Regions from separate parts of the Homo sapiens genome. Here regions 1, 2, 4 and 5 are each linked to region 3. The links are chromatin contacts, found by Hi-C or POLR2A ChIA-PET in ENCODE. All regions are on one chromosome and are shown on one strand. The core of a region is the stretch at or near the end of the contact, and the rest is flanking DNA. Distances in the headings are between cores, read along the strand shown.

Region 1 (2,740 bases), core at 182-2,681, 3.1 Mb after region 3:
GAGAGGTTAAGCATGTTGTTCATGGCCACAGATCCAGGATGGAAACCTAGACTTCAGAGCCTATGATCCCATCGTGTTCTGTCAGACTAATACTTATATTTGAATGTTTTAAAGTAGGCCTTTTTTTAAAAAAATGATAGGGCTGGCCATGGTGGCACCTGCCTGTAATCCCAGCATTTTGGCAGGCTGAGGTGGGAGAATCGCTTGACCTCAGGTATTTGAGGTTACAGTGATTTATGATTAGGCAACTGTACTCCAGCCTGGGTGACAGAGAAAGATATTGTCTCCAAAAAAAAAAAAAAAAACACACAGATAAAAGTGTGAGTTAGGGGCCAGGAGCAATGGTTCAGGCCTATAATCCCAGCACTTTGGGAGGCTGAGGCAGGCAGATCATAACGTCAGGAGATGGAGACCATCCTGGCCAATATGGTGAAACCCCGTCTCTACTAAAAATACAAAAATTAGCTGGGTGTGGTGGCCCACGCCTGTAGTCCCAGACAGAAGAATTGCTTGAACCCGGGAGGTGGAGGTTGCAGTGAGCTGAGATTGCGCTACTGCACTCCAGCGTGGCAACAGAGCAAGACCCCGTCTCAAAAAAAAAAAAAAAAAGTGTGTAAGTCAGAAGCTGCTTAAAACCCTAATTCAGAAGCACTGCTCCACTGTCTATTGCCAGGAGCTAGGAAGGCTGGCAGGGTGTGTGAAGAGCGTCTGGTACCTGCAGTGAACATTTTTCCTGCACCAGAGATCACCACCGCCCGACAGTCAGCGTCTCTCGAAATCTTGTTGAAGCACTCTACCATCTCTCTGTGAAGCAACGAGTGAAGGGTTACAAATGGGGCGGGAATACCCTGCCCTCATGTCCATCTTCCCACAACGTTCCACTTTCACCCAGTCCCGCAGCCCCGCCTCCCCCCGCAGGCAGGCCTCCAGGATCTGCAGGTCAGACCTCCAGAAGACCTTGTTCATGGCATTCCTCTTGTTGGGCCGGTTGAGCTGGACATGCAGAACATGTTTCTGCGCAGACGTCACACGAAGGGACTCATAGCTGTGGTCTGGGGCTTCACCGAGGGCTACTCCGGAAGCCTCCTCTTGTGCAGAGGAGCCAGTGAGGCGAAGGCTAATACTGAGTCCCGGGTAGTTGGAGCCTGTCAGTCCTGGGGAGAAAGGAACAGCCTTTGATGACCCCAGACTGCAAGACACAGGCCTATCGAATTAGGGAGTCCTTCAAAAGGGAGCACACGCACCCCTGAATTTAGGGGACTCGGGCCCTTCGTGACCCCGGATAGCCCTCCCCGTCCTACATCTGCTATAACAGCACGACAGCGCGACGCACCCCCATAAGGCAAGAGGTGACTCACGCCGGGTCAGTAGGTCGCGGAGTCTGCGAGAAGCCACTATCCCCGCCGCCATCGCCGCCGCCTTCGTCTACTGCGTTCGGACGGAGTAACGTGCCCGTTAGCGGAGGGGGCGGGCACAGAAGGCCGCCATGTTGAGCGAGGGCACCGATGCCGCAACCTGACAGGCAATGACGCCGTTCTTTCCGCCATCTTTACTAAGGGCAGTCGATTTCCGGTTGCCTTACATAGAGCCAGGCTCAGAAATGGACCCTTTGCCCCAGTGGGAACCTGGCCAAAGAAAATAGCTCCTGCAATGGCGTGAACCTGGGAGGCGGAGTTTGCAGTGAGCCGAGATCGCGCCATTGCTCTCCAGCCTGGCGACCGAGCGACACTCCGTCTTAAAAAAAACAAAACAAACAAACAAAAAAAAAAACAGAAAAGCAAACAGCTCCCGCTAAAGTTCATCACACAGCTGTTTCATAATGGTGGAATAATAGGCGACAGCTGAAATGTCCAAGGACATAATTGCAGCAGAGCTTGTAATCATGCATGTATATATCATGTTAACTAAAAATAAAAGAAAACTTGCAGTACTGTGAGTTTACTCAGGTAAAGGAATGAGTACAGACGGGCCAACATTAAGCGCTGACTGTATAATATGAACTCCCACCAGGAGGTCGTACTATTTCCTACTATATGCAGAGGAAACTGGCCCAGGCACGGGAAGACACTAGGTTCAAGGTCGGTGGGCTTCAGAAGGGCTAAAGCAGGATTACCTGGCACCAGAGTTCATGTTCTTAGCCTGGCGCAGTGGCTCACGCCTGTAATACAAGCACTTTGGGAGGCCGAGGCAGGCGGATCACCTGAGGTCAGGAGTTCAACAGCAGCCTGGTCAACATGGCGAAACCCCGTCTCTACTAAAAATACAAAAATTAGCCGGGTGCGGTGTCCGGCACCTGTAATCCTAGCGGGAAGAGAATGGCTTGAGCCCAGGAGGCGGAGGTTGCAATGAGCAGAGATGGCACCACTGTACCCCAGCCTGGGCGACAGAGCAAGATCTCAAAAAAAAAAAAAAGAAGAAAAAAAAGTTCATGTTCTTAAAAAAAACAAACAAAACAAAAAAACCGAAATTCCCTTGGGAAAAGCCAGCTACCAAAAGGCATAAAAAGTACTGTAAAACTGCTGGCCGGGCGCGGTGGCTCACGCCTGTAATCCCAGCACTTTGGGAGGCCGTGGCGGGCAGATCACGAGGTCAGGAGATCGACCTCCTGACCTAGCTAACACAGTGAAACCCCGTCCCTACTAAAAAAATACAAAAACTTAGCGGGCATGGTGGCGGGCGTCTGTAGCCCCAGCTACTGGGGAGGCTGAGGCTGGAGAATGGCGTGAACCCCGGAGGCGGA
Region 2 (2,821 bases), core at 178-2,677, 3.1 Mb after region 3:
GAATCACTGGGCAGAAGTGCGTGGAAGGTGGGTAGAATTGGATTCTATTTCAGGAGCGATCCACGCGAACCACAGGGTGAGGCACTCCCGCCAGGTTAGCAGCTCCCACAAATGGGAGTTCTAACTCCAGCCCTGCCCCTCACTAGCTGTGCCACCTACAGTAATTCACCTCATCTCATCTCTCTCCTGGCCCATTTCCTCCTTTGTAAATCGGGAATCCCAGTATCTCCCCCAACCTCAGGAAGCGTTAAGGATTTTCAATTAAGATGTCTTTAAAATGTGTGGGACAAGGCCAAGATTAAAACGCTAGCAACTCGTAACCCCTAAACCCTGGAAAACCCTGCAAATAGGCGGCCCTGTAAGACTTCAAGATTTTGGAAAGAGTGGGGACTGGGCCCCACTCCAAAAGCAACGACTGGTGTTTTCGGAGGGACTGATTACAGGGGGTCGAAATGCTTCCAACATGGCCAGGAAATAGTTTGGTTTATCAAATCCTCGGTACCCAGTGAATCCCCGGAAACTGTAAGCAAACTTGTGATGGTTTCAAGGCTTCGCTCAACTCCTAAAAGGCTAAAAGTGCATTTCACAAGTCCTCTTCCCATTTTCAATGCCTACAAAAATGAGAGCATCTAGGCTCAAACACATCCATTTCTGTATAGACACAAGGCTGGGCCTTAGAGATTAAGCTGCCATCAGACGGAATTCCCCACTCTAGAGAACAAGGCCGCCGCCCACCCGTTCCCGCTCACCAGGCGCTCCCCTAACCGCCCACGAGGCCGGGCGGGAACACTGCGCCTGCGCATGGAGCCAGCGAAGAAAATGATAAAGGGGAAAAAAACCGGCCGGGCCGCGTGCCCGGCCCCCACACGCCAGCCCGCGGCGCCTGCGCACTGGGCCATTCGCCTCACGAGCTACTTCCTCTGCGCTCCCCCACACCCCGCTCCGGACCCCGCGCACGCGCAGGCGCCTGTCCTCGCGCAAACCCCGCCGTTTGCCCAACGGCCGCCCCTCCCCCACACCGTCAACGACGCGATGGCCTGGGCGCGTGCGCAGAGGCCCCCCTCAAAAAATAAAATGCCCTCAAGCTGGGAAATTGTCCCCCAGTTCCCGGCCTTCCCAGCGCCTAGGGCCCTGGCCTCACCCCACCGCCGCCGCCGCCCGCCGCCCCGGCTCCTCCACCGCCACCGCCGCCGCCTCCGTGCTGGTCGCCGGCGTTGTCAGTCTTGAGCCGCTTAGGGGCCCGGCCGCCCTCACTGCCGCCGCCGTAGTAGCGGCCACCGCCGCCTCCGCCGCCCGCCGCCGCCATCTTCACCATCGCTCCCGACCGCCTCCGCTGCTCGTCCGGCTGCTGCCTCTGCTCCAGCCGCCGACGCCGCTTCTCCGCCCGGGGCAGCAGCCTCCGCGACATGGCGGCGCAGAACCCGCCTCCCCCCGCCTCTCATTGGGGGAGGGACACGCCCGTCACCCGCCGCCCCCACCCGATAGGGGGAGCCACTGGTCCCGCCGCGGGGGGAGGGTAGGCCGCCACACGCCTTGCGCGCTTATTGGACATTGCCCACGCCGTTCTGCAGGAGGGCCCGCCCTTGTTTGTCTGAGACACTCCTTATAGGTGGTCGCTTTCTGCCAGTCTTTCCGTCGACCCCGCCGCCTTAAAATAAAATCCAATTTGATAGGTCGGATTTCTGGCGCTGCTGGCCTCCCTAAAAGCACCTGATAGGAACGGCGCTCTAAACCTCCCAAGAATCTCCGCCTCCCTCCCACTTTCATTGGTCTCCTCGCTAATCCGTCAGCACCAGTCACAATGACGACCTTCCCGCGCCACTTCGCAAGGAGACAAGGAAGCCCCGCCCTTTTTTGGTCTCTCTCCAGTGGTGGTTACAGATGCCCATTCTTCTGCGTCTCCACTGATTGGTCAATGGAGAGTGGAGCGCACCCTCTCACCAGATGGTAGGACTGTTGATACGCTCTGATTGGATGAAATGGGGAGCCCCGCCCCAGGGTAGGCGCTCTTTGGTGCAGTATACGAAACGAGCGAAGGCGAGAACGCATGCGCAAATACGCTTTCAGGCACCGCCCAGAGGCGGGGCCCCCTTATGGAGCGACCGCTGTGTGTGCGCCGGAAGGCTAGACCAAGATTGACAGGAACTCCCAGGGTATCTCTGTCGCCATCACTATACCGTGTTCATTTCTACCTCTAGGAGGAATTGTTAAAATCCCAAATCTGAGCCTTTTCCTCAGTAGAAAACCACTCGCTGCTGCCGACTGTCTTCGGACCCTGTCCAGTTCTAAATTCAGCCGCAACCCCTTTCAGTTTCCCTTGGGAGAAGGCTCTTCCGCGCACTCTCCATGTGTGCCCATGCAGTCCCTTCCACCTGCAATAGTCCACTACCCCTCCTGCAGGAGCTAAGGGCCAAGTCATCTTGTCCGTGCGATCTAAATTAACAGGTCCCTGCCATCCCAGACCCCCAGGATTCCCTTCAAAGCCATAACTCGGGCCAGTGGTTTTCACCTGACAGCTCGACCCCTCTGAGCACCACAGGAGGTCCTGGCCCCGACCCTGGAGAGGGTGGCCACCTACCAAGCGCCCAGTACAGCACCTGGCACAGTGCAAGCCCCCTGCACAGGGGAGGCGTTCTTGTGATCTGTGCCTGCGTCGGGCCTTTCTTCCTCAAGGGCGGGGTAAGACCACCCGCACTGCACCAAGAGAATGTCGGAGGGTATCTCCAGACTCCGGCGAAGCCCAACTGGCGGAGCCTGGGGGGTGGAGAGGAGCGCGCCCCAGTTATCACGCGCAGGCAGCGGGGTCAAACGGGGATTAACC
Region 3 (2,700 bases), core at 22-2,521:
TGCAGGAAATGTCAGTCAGGGTCAGCAGGAGAACTCAGAGATCTTCAGGGGACTCACTACCCGCTCTGGGGCTGGACTGGATTTAGTGATGAAATTCAAGCTGAGAGCCTACAGTGGCCACCATCAGGCATTGAAACGCCTCCACTTCTGGGCCCTAAGTGGGGGGCAGCAAGCACCTTGACATAGACGTTGCCCACGAGGTGGTCCCCAAGGTTGTCGCACACATTCATCTCTTCAATCTCCCCATACTTCTCCTGCAGTTCTGTGAACACCTCCTGTGGAAGACGGGGAGGAACTCAGCTGAGCTCCCACAAGAAACCCCATCTGCCCCTACCAACCCTCACCTCGAAGAAGCTATCATAGTGCTCCTGCACCTCCACGTCACTCACATGACCTGGGGTGGGGGCGGGCAGGGTGGAATCAGAGTGTAGCCTACTGGGGGCTGTTCACCTTGCCCCCAGGCCTGGTCCCTTACTCACAGTGTGATCCGTCTGCAGTTTGGGCTGTGTTCTGTGGATTCCGGTACAGGTTGAGCAGCACTATGGTCTGCACAGAATTTAAAAGGGGCGGGGCCTGAGCTCAGAGGGCAGGGCTGCATGAACAGAGAGTGAGGCATGAAGGTTGGGGGTGGAACCTTACACCCCAGCCTAAGCATCATGAGTGCATCGGCGATCCTTTGCCCCTAAGAAACCAGAAAAGGGATGGAGGGGACTGGCAAGGATGAACAGCGGGATGGAAGGGACTGGCAAAGATGAACAGCCGCCGTGTGTAGCCTGTACGCATGGGGGCGCGACCAAGTTCCCGGGAAAACGGCACGAAGACCGGTGGGAGGAGCCTGCAGAAAGGTCCAATGAGAAAAAAAGCCGGGCGGTGGGGAGGGACTCAGGAACCCGGAATAGGCGGGACATGGTGACGACGGCCCCAGAAGGGGAAGGGCCAGGGAGCCGTTAACCCCCGAGGCTCCGTGCCGGGTCTCACCTGGCTGAATGTCGGCTTGTTGTGAAGCCGGGAGCACCGGTCCCCGTGCCGGCAGACCCCGATCTTAAAGTAAAAAGAGCAGTTAACCCTGGAAAAGGTGCAAAGACAAAGGTGAACCGAGGGCCGGGGAAGCTGGGCACCCCAGAAACACCGCCCCACCACCCAGGACCCCAGTACCCCGGCCCCGACCCCCCGAGAGTCCACTCCCAGCGCCCGTTCTCACTTGTCCTTCTCAGTCCCGAATATCGAAGCTAAATATTCAGCCATTTTTACCCAAGCCCTCCAGGTCTGGCTGCTCTTACGTCACTTCCGTTGCTTAGGAGCACTGGGAAGTGTAGTTCGTTGCCCTCTCCAGGCGCTTACCAAGCGCTCGGAAACGCCCCAGGGCGCTTGCGCGTGGGAGGCGCGCGCCCTCCCCATAGACTCCCCGGTAGGAGTTCTTTTAACAGCGCATGCGTGCAGTGTTGCCTCGCCCAAAGAAGACTACAATCTCCAGGGAAACCTGGGGCGTCTCGCGCAAACGTCCATAACTGAAAGTAGCTAAGGCACCCCAGCCGGAGGAAGTGAGCTCTCCTGGTGAGTTGGGGGTCGTTTCGCCCACCCTAGTAAATATAAAGAGCTCTTTAATCCAGCCAGCTTACTAGTGGGGGTGGGGATGCCCTGCTTTCAGCAAACCGACCTTTACATTTATCTCTGATTTGTTCTAATAGGGGCGTGGTTGTTCGTGATCCTTGCATCTGTTACTTAGGGTCAAGGCTTGGGTCTTGCCCCGCAGACCCTTGGGACGACCCGGCCCCAGCGCAGCTATGAACCTGGAGCGAGTGTCCAATGAGGAGAAATTGAACCTGTGCCGGAAGTACTACCTGGGTAAGGCAGATCGCTAGGGTCCCAGGAGAAGAGAGGGGACTGGACTAGAGCACCCGAGGGAAGAGGGCCTCGGGGCCTGGATTCTTAAGTCTAAGAGATGAAGGACCTGCGAACGCCGACTCCTGGATTTGAGTGGGGAGGGCCTGGGTCCTGAGGAATGAGGAAGCTGGGGCCTCAATTTCTGGATCCCAAGAGAGGAGGGGGATTGAGGGCCTGGACTCTTGGGTCCTGTGAAAGAGATGGTTGAGGAATCAGATTCCTGGATCCCAAAGAGGAGCCAGATTCCTGAGTCCCTGACAACAGAAATCTCCATTTGAACTTGGGTGTGGGAGAGTTTCTTCCAAATAGATCTCGGTGGGAGTTGGAGAAGATCTTCATTGCCTTATGAGGTTTTGGGGTTTGTTTGTTTGTTTTTCTTTCTCCCTAGGGGGGTTTGCTTTCCTGCCTTTTCTCTGGTTGGTCAACATCTTCTGGTTCTTCCGAGAGGCCTTCCTTGTCCCAGCCTACACAGAACAGAGCCAAATCAAAGGCTGTGAGTCTAGAGCACAGAGGAGGGAGGCCAGTGGCAGGGGAGAGGGGGAAGCGGGGAATCTTGGTGGGAAGGGACAATGGAGGATCCAAAATGTTGGGGCTCTGGGTGAGAAGGGAAGGCTGGTCTAGGGAAGTCTGGAGAGCAGCCGGAGGCCAACCCTTCCAGCTTCTGTTTCCCATGACAGATGTCTGGCGCTCAGCTGTGGGCTTCCTCTTCTGGGTGATAGTGCTCACCTCCTGGATCACCATCTTCCAGATCTACCGGCCCCGCTGGGGTGCCCTTGGGGACTACCTCTCCTTCACCATACCCCTGGGCACCCCCTG
Region 4 (2,700 bases), core at 170-2,669, 3.7 Mb after region 3:
CTTTTCAGGTCGTTTTCTGGGCCTCAATGTCTATTTCTGACAATGTGGGGAAAAGAAAGATCAGATTGTTACTGTGTCTGTGTAGAAAGAAGTAGACATAGGAGACTCCATTTTGTTCTGTACTAAGAAAAATTCTTCTGCCTTGAGATGCTGTTAATCTATAACCATACCCTGTTATAGATGACGGGGTTCTCTATAACCAACCCCGTGCTCTCTGAAACATGTGCTGTGTCAACTCAGGGTTAAATGGATTAAGGGCTGTGCAGGACGTGCTTTGTTAAACAGATGCTTGAAGGCAGCATGCTCCTTAAGAGTCATCACCACTCCCTAATCTCAAGTACCCAGTGACACAAACACTGCGGAAGACCGCAGGGACCTCTGCCTAGGAAAGCCAGGTATTGTCCAAGGTTTCTCCCCATGTGATAGTCTGAAATATGGCCTCATGGGAAGGGAAAGATCTGACCGTCCCCCAGCCCGACACCCGTAAAGGGTCTGTGCTGAGGAGGATTAGTAAAACAGGAAGGAACGCCTCTTCGCAGTTGAGACAAGAGGAAGGCATCTGTCTCCTGCCCGTCCCTGGGCAAGTCTTGGTATAAAACCCGATTGTATGTTCCATCTACTGAGATAGGGGAAAACTGCCTTAGGGCTGGAGGTGGAACATGCGGGCAACAATACTGCTCTGTAAGGCACTGAGATGTTTATATGTATGCATATCTAAAGTACAGCATTTAATTCTTTACCTTGTCTATGAACCGTTGTTCACGTGTTTATCTGCTGACCCTCTCTCCACTATTATCCTATGACCCTGACGCATCCCCCTCTCCAAGAAACACCCAAGAATGATCAGTAAATACTAAGGGAACTCAGAGGCTGGAGGGATCCTCCGTATGCTGAACGCTGGTCCCCTGGGCCCCCTTTATTTCTTTCTCTATACTTTGTTTCTGTGTCTTTTTCTCTTCCAAAGTCTCTCGTTCCACCTAACGAGAAACACCCACAGGTGTGGAGGGGCAACCCATCCCTTCAGACAATTGGGAGGTGAGGGCCGATTGCCTTACACGGTGAGACAAGCGGCCTGACTCGTGACTATTTTTTTGGACAAATCAGGCAGCCACTGACTCCCTTCATTATGGCCTCAGCTTTATCTCTGGGCAATAAGTGTGATCCCTTCCTTCGCTGCGTCCTTTGCAGGGGCGGTGGCGCTCTGCAAGGCCCAAGGGGGCGTGGTCCAGATGACTTTGAATCCCAGTTGTCGCCCCCAGGGTCAGCCAGGAGACTAGTCAGAAGCAAACGCGCCTGCGGCAATCCGCCCGATGCCTTTGGTCTCTCTCGGGCTTCCGTCCACCCGCCCCTCCCCCGCGTTTCCATTGGCTGTAGCTCCGGCCCGGGGCGGGCGAAGAGGGAGCGAGTGGGCGGGGCCGCGTGGCGTCAGCGCAAGATGGCGGCCTCGGCAGCGGTGTTCTCGCGCTTGCGAAGCGGGCTCCGGCTCGGCTCGCGGGGACTGTGCACGAGGTTGGCGACGCCGCCCCGCCGGGCCCCAGATCAGGTGAGCGGAACGAGGGTGGCCCTCTGAATGTGGGGTCCCTTCCCTGGAGTTACGGACATATCGCCGCCCCTTGGGGGTTCCGGGACGCCTCACCTCAGGGTGCTGAATGAAACGCCGCTTGTGTTTTGGGGCCCTTCCCAACCTCCTGGGTGGTTGCTCCCCTAGGCTGGAGGCTGGGAATCCAGGTGTGTCCTTAGACCCCACCTCCCACCCACGTGGGTGCCGGAGGAGGAGGGGGTTACCGTTCCCCGTTTCAGTGACCACTCAGGTGATACTTGAGCAGGAGGGGCCTGGGACGCTGGAGTCCCAGTCTGGCCGTGGGAGTTATTTTCTCTGTGGCGTTGGTGGTGGCGAGGTAGACGTTTGGGTTTCCAATTCGACTTGCCTCCATGTTGACAGAGACCCAGCCATTCTGACCTCCAAGTCTATCACTTCTGTGCCTTAGTTCCCCAAGCCCCAGACAAGTGATTGCCCTTCCCCGCCTCCGCTCCTATCCCTTACCCTATAACTCTGCTACTTTTAGCCCCAAGCAGCCGGACGTCGTAACTCCCGGTTCTGTCTGTACCCCTTCCCCCACCACTTGTGCCCTCCGTTCCCTCTCATCCCAGTGTTTAGGCCCTCCCATCCCTTATTCTCCGTGCTTTGCTTTTCTGGGCTGCAGACCCTCCAGTCCTGTTGCCTTCAGGATCCTGTGCACCTGGCCTGTTAGCTTTTAAAACTCCTGGCATCCTGGTGCGGGACAGTCTGGTTTTGACCCTCTGAGCAGCCCCACATCCTGACTGCTACTCCAGGGACACAGATGTCCAGGGCTCTGTGGGTGTCTGCCTCTTGGCTCCTGAACTTGATTCTTCTTGGACTGGAGGGTGGGGACCATCCTGACCTCTCTTCTCTCTTGGCTGACCTCCCCTTTCTCAACCGCAGGCCGCAGAGATCGGGAGCCGCGGGAGCACTAAGGCGCAAGGGCCACAGCAGCAGCCGGGCTCAGAGGGTCCCAGCTATGCCAAAAAAGTTGCGCTCTGGCTTGCTGGGCTGCTTGGAGCTGGTGGGACTGTGAGCGTCGTCTATATCTTTGGTGAGGGACATATCCCTGTCCCCCAGTTTTGTTCCTTGGCCTCCCTGGTCCACTGTGGAACCTCCCACTCTTGCCCACTACCAGC
Region 5 (2,700 bases), core at 69-2,568, 3.6 Mb after region 3:
TTTGACGATCCTTAAATCTTGGTCTCCAGCCTCAATTTCTCCCTTAAGCTCCAGACCCAGGGTTTGTGCACCTCCTGGACCTCGCTACTAGGCATCCACATTGGGCTTAGTATCTTCCCAACCTGCTTCTGGCGCCCAGTCTCCCGGCTAGAGGGGCCTGGTCCTAAACTTTTCTCCCCCTTCCACTCCATAGCCAGCCAGTGTCAGGGCCCGTTCGCTCTGCCTCCAGGGCGTCCCTCCCACCTGCACCTCCTTCCCTCCCCACAGTCCCTCCCTCGTGCAAACCCCCTCTTTCTTCCCCACCCCCTCCCCCAGCTGCCTCCCTGGACTCCCGATCCCGTTTCATTCCCTCCAATCCGCCCTCCATGTATAAGCCAGAGAGACATCTCTCCAAAACCCCAGACTCACCATGATCCTCCCCGGCTTGAAGCCCTTCACGGCTCCCTAGTGCCCTCGGGACAAGTCCAAACTCCCTCAAGTGGCCAAACAACTGGCCTCTGCTCGTTCCTCACCCCTCCCTGTCTTCAACTCGACCCTCCATCCCGACTGCCTCTCTAAGTGCCTGTAACAAGCCAGATCTCTGTCACCGAGAGCCTTCTGAACACAGGTCCCTCTGATTAGTTCACCCGGACCCAATACAGTTTGTGGAACGCACAGATCACAACCAAAGTCACAGCAACAACTCCCGTTTATTGACAGCCTCCTTGATCCTTAGCGCTTTCTGTGCATTCTCTTCCCACCCTAAAGGCTAGATCTCGCCTCGCCATTCCCATCGGAGAGAGCAAGCGGCAAGGCTGAGAACAGCGCGATGAGAAAGCCGAGCGCCCAGAAGCCCGAGTGCAGACGCCCACTGAGGACAGCCTTGGGTGAGGCGGGCCACCCAAGGGGCGGGGAAGAGGAGGCCTGGAACGCCTGAATCAGGAACTGTGACTTCGCTCGGGGCAGCTGGGGTGGACGCGCGCGAGCCTGCCCCCTGCGGGCCTGGAGGCCCAACCTCAGACTCCGCCGGGCCCGTTGCCCTGGGCAACGCCCCGCGCGCCCCGCCCCTTCCCCGCCCCCCAGCCCCAAACCCCAGGCCTGGCCGACTGCCCGTCACCCCCACGTCCGACCAATCCCGCCGAGGAGGGGGCGGGCCTCTTGGGCCCCGTTCCACCACCGTCGCTCCCCCCTCGCCGCGACCCCGCCTTACTCGGCTCACACCTCCCGCCCTTCGGGCTGCCCTCGCCGCCCGTTGGCTGGCGCGCCGTTCGTCACCCGGGCGTGAGCTAATGCCGGCGCGCGGCGGCCCCCGTCGGGGCGGGGCCAGGGGCGGTGACGCACGGCGCGGTGACGCAGCGCGACGGCGGCGGCGGCGGCGGCGGCGGTGGTCGGTGCGGGAGGAGGGAGGGGAGCTTGCGGGCCCGAGAGGGGGCGACGGCGGCGGCGGTGGCCTGAGGAGGCCCGAGCGGCGGCGGTGGCGGCGAAGGCCGAGGCGGTGAGTCTCGGGCCGGGCCGGCGCGGGGCGGCGGCGAGTCGGGGCGCGCGGGGCTCCCCTCAGGGCGACCCAGGCCGCGCGGGCGGCCCCGCCCCCTCAGGGACCCCGAACCGCGGGCGGCGGCGGCGGGCGGGTGCGGAACGCGGGCCTCGGGGGGCCGGGCCCCACGGGAGAAGCCCCGCGCCCGTCCCCAGTCTCCCTCCTGGGCCCTGGCCGAAGCTTCCCTCCGAAATCTTTCTCATGCCCTCGGGATTGCCGAGGGGCCGGGCCGGGGGCCTCTCCTCAGGACCCCCCGCACATCCCCCTCGGAGAGCCCCGGAAAGCCTGCCGATCCCCCGTGTGCGCCCTGAAAGGTCCCCGCAAAACCCACCCCTCCCGTGGAGTCGCCTCCTCGAGCCCTTCATGGGTCCCAGCAGCTTTCCTCGCAGACCCCCGCCCTTTGGCCCCGAAGCCCCCGTCCTCCTCCTGTCTCCAGAAATAGTCCTCGGAGGCCACTCCTCGTCCATTCCACAGCGTGGCTCTCATAGCTGCTCCAGGAGCCTCCCTCACGAGCCCTGCACACCTCCCCAAGGCTCCCTCCGGACCCCTGTCCATTCCAGAACTCTCCCCCGGAGCCCTGCCTCTCACAGCCCAACAGGCTCACCCGACTTCCCCCTCCCGGATCCTAAGAATTTTCCCTCCCACTTACCCCATTCCAGAAACCTCCTTGGAGATTTTCCGCTCATACCCCCTGCATTTCTGATTCCCCCTCCCAGAAGTCCTTCAGAATGCCCCCGACGGACCGTGATCATCTTCCCTGAAGATCTCCTTCCCATATCCCCAAAATAAATCTTCCTCACAGACTTTGTGAAATGCCCCCAGATCCCAAAAACTCACCTAGAAGACTCCATCCCCCTCCCCACCGTATTGCAACCATCTCTCATACACACTCCCCCTTCACGTATCCCTCTGGACCTTTCCACAGATCCCAAAAGTCTCCCCCAGAGGCCTCCTGTCTCCCCCTGGTCTCACCACCCTAAAATGCCCTAGAGATCACCCTCATGTAGCCCAGTGATCTTCACCGGGATCCCCTTCCCCACCCCCACTCATTCTAAAAATCTCCAGCAATTGCCTGAAATCTCCAGAGGACTCTCAGCATCATATTCCAAAAGCTTCTTCCAAAATCCCTTTTACATACTCCACATCTTTTCCAGTCCCCCACATCACACGCTCCAAAAATTGTTTAA

What was found. A loop is a pair of places that touch in the nucleus more often than their neighbours do. ChIA-PET counts read pairs that join two places held with the same protein, here RNA polymerase II (POLR2A). Pooled maps may share reads with other maps.
Region 1: a loop to region 3 is called in a pooled map, with 5 times the contacts of the local background. The contact joins the promoter of ECH1 here to the promoter of U2AF1L4 in region 3. A Hi-C loop is called at or near these places in 1 of 168 maps with a recorded cell type or tissue (gastrocnemius medialis) and 7 of 50 pooled maps. POLR2A ChIA-PET finds 5 or more read pairs at or near these places in 1 of 52 experiments (Caco-2).
Region 2: a loop to region 3 is called in a map of naive thymus-derived CD4-positive, alpha-beta T cell, with 14 times the contacts of the local background. The contact joins the promoter of HNRNPL here to the promoter of U2AF1L4 in region 3. A Hi-C loop is called at or near these places in 2 of 168 maps with a recorded cell type or tissue (both naive thymus-derived CD4-positive, alpha-beta T cell), 6 of 37 single-sample maps with no recorded cell type and 16 of 50 pooled maps. POLR2A ChIA-PET finds 5 or more read pairs at or near these places in 1 of 52 experiments (Caco-2).
Region 4: a pooled map shows a loop between it and region 3 (4-fold over the local background). The contact joins the promoter of TIMM50 here to the promoter of U2AF1L4 in region 3. A Hi-C loop is called at or near these places in 1 of 50 pooled maps. POLR2A ChIA-PET finds 5 or more read pairs at or near these places in 2 of 52 experiments (AG04450 and naive thymus-derived CD4-positive, alpha-beta T cell).
Region 5: a map of naive thymus-derived CD4-positive, alpha-beta T cell shows a loop between it and region 3 (16-fold over the local background). The contact joins the promoter of SAMD4B here to the promoter of U2AF1L4 in region 3. A Hi-C loop is called at or near these places in 2 of 168 maps with a recorded cell type or tissue (CD8-positive, alpha-beta T cell and naive thymus-derived CD4-positive, alpha-beta T cell) and 9 of 50 pooled maps.

What each region holds. Positions count from the first base shown.
Region 1 is chr19:38,830,363-38,833,102 of GRCh38, forward strand. It overlaps ECH1 (enoyl-CoA hydratase 1), which reads right to left and starts at 1,432. Exons shown (of 10, transcript NM_001398.3): 1 at 1,359-1,432; 2 at 947-1,154; 3 at 716-804. The coding sequence starts at 1,410. All of the region lies in intron 1 of LOC124904712 (a long non-coding RNA gene), which reads left to right. RefSeq lists an enhancer at 1,331-1,480.
Region 2 is chr19:38,848,559-38,851,379 of GRCh38, forward strand. It overlaps HNRNPL (heterogeneous nuclear ribonucleoprotein L), which reads right to left and starts at 1,428. Exons shown (of 13, transcript NM_001533.3): 1 at 1,142-1,428. The coding sequence starts at 1,408. RefSeq lists enhancers at 1-627, 466-555, 628-1,565, 1,716-1,805, 2,136-2,205 and silencers at 756-1,295, 1,306-1,565.
Region 3 is chr19:35,744,147-35,746,846 of GRCh38, forward strand. It overlaps U2AF1L4 (U2 small nuclear RNA auxiliary factor 1 like 4), which reads right to left and starts at 1,272. Exons shown (of 6, transcript NM_001040425.3): 1 at 1,202-1,272; 2 at 979-1,066; 3 at 177-275. The coding sequence starts at 1,245. It overlaps PSENEN (presenilin enhancer, gamma-secretase subunit), which reads left to right and starts at 1,505. Exons shown (of 4, transcript NM_172341.4): 1 at 1,505-1,554; 2 at 1,689-1,845; 3 at 2,273-2,377; 4 at 2,562-2,700. The coding sequence starts at 1,785.
Region 4 is chr19:39,479,419-39,482,118 of GRCh38, forward strand. It overlaps TIMM50 (translocase of inner mitochondrial membrane 50), which reads left to right and starts at 1,420. Exons shown (of 11, transcript NM_001001563.5): 1 at 1,420-1,543; 2 at 2,465-2,615. The coding sequence starts at 1,436. RefSeq lists enhancers at 1,108-1,702, 1,823-1,872.
Region 5 is chr19:39,341,103-39,343,802 of GRCh38, forward strand. SAMD4B (sterile alpha motif domain containing 4B) reads left to right here and starts at 1,319. Exons shown (of 14, transcript NM_001384574.2): 1 at 1,319-1,474. RefSeq lists a silencer at 1,008-1,437.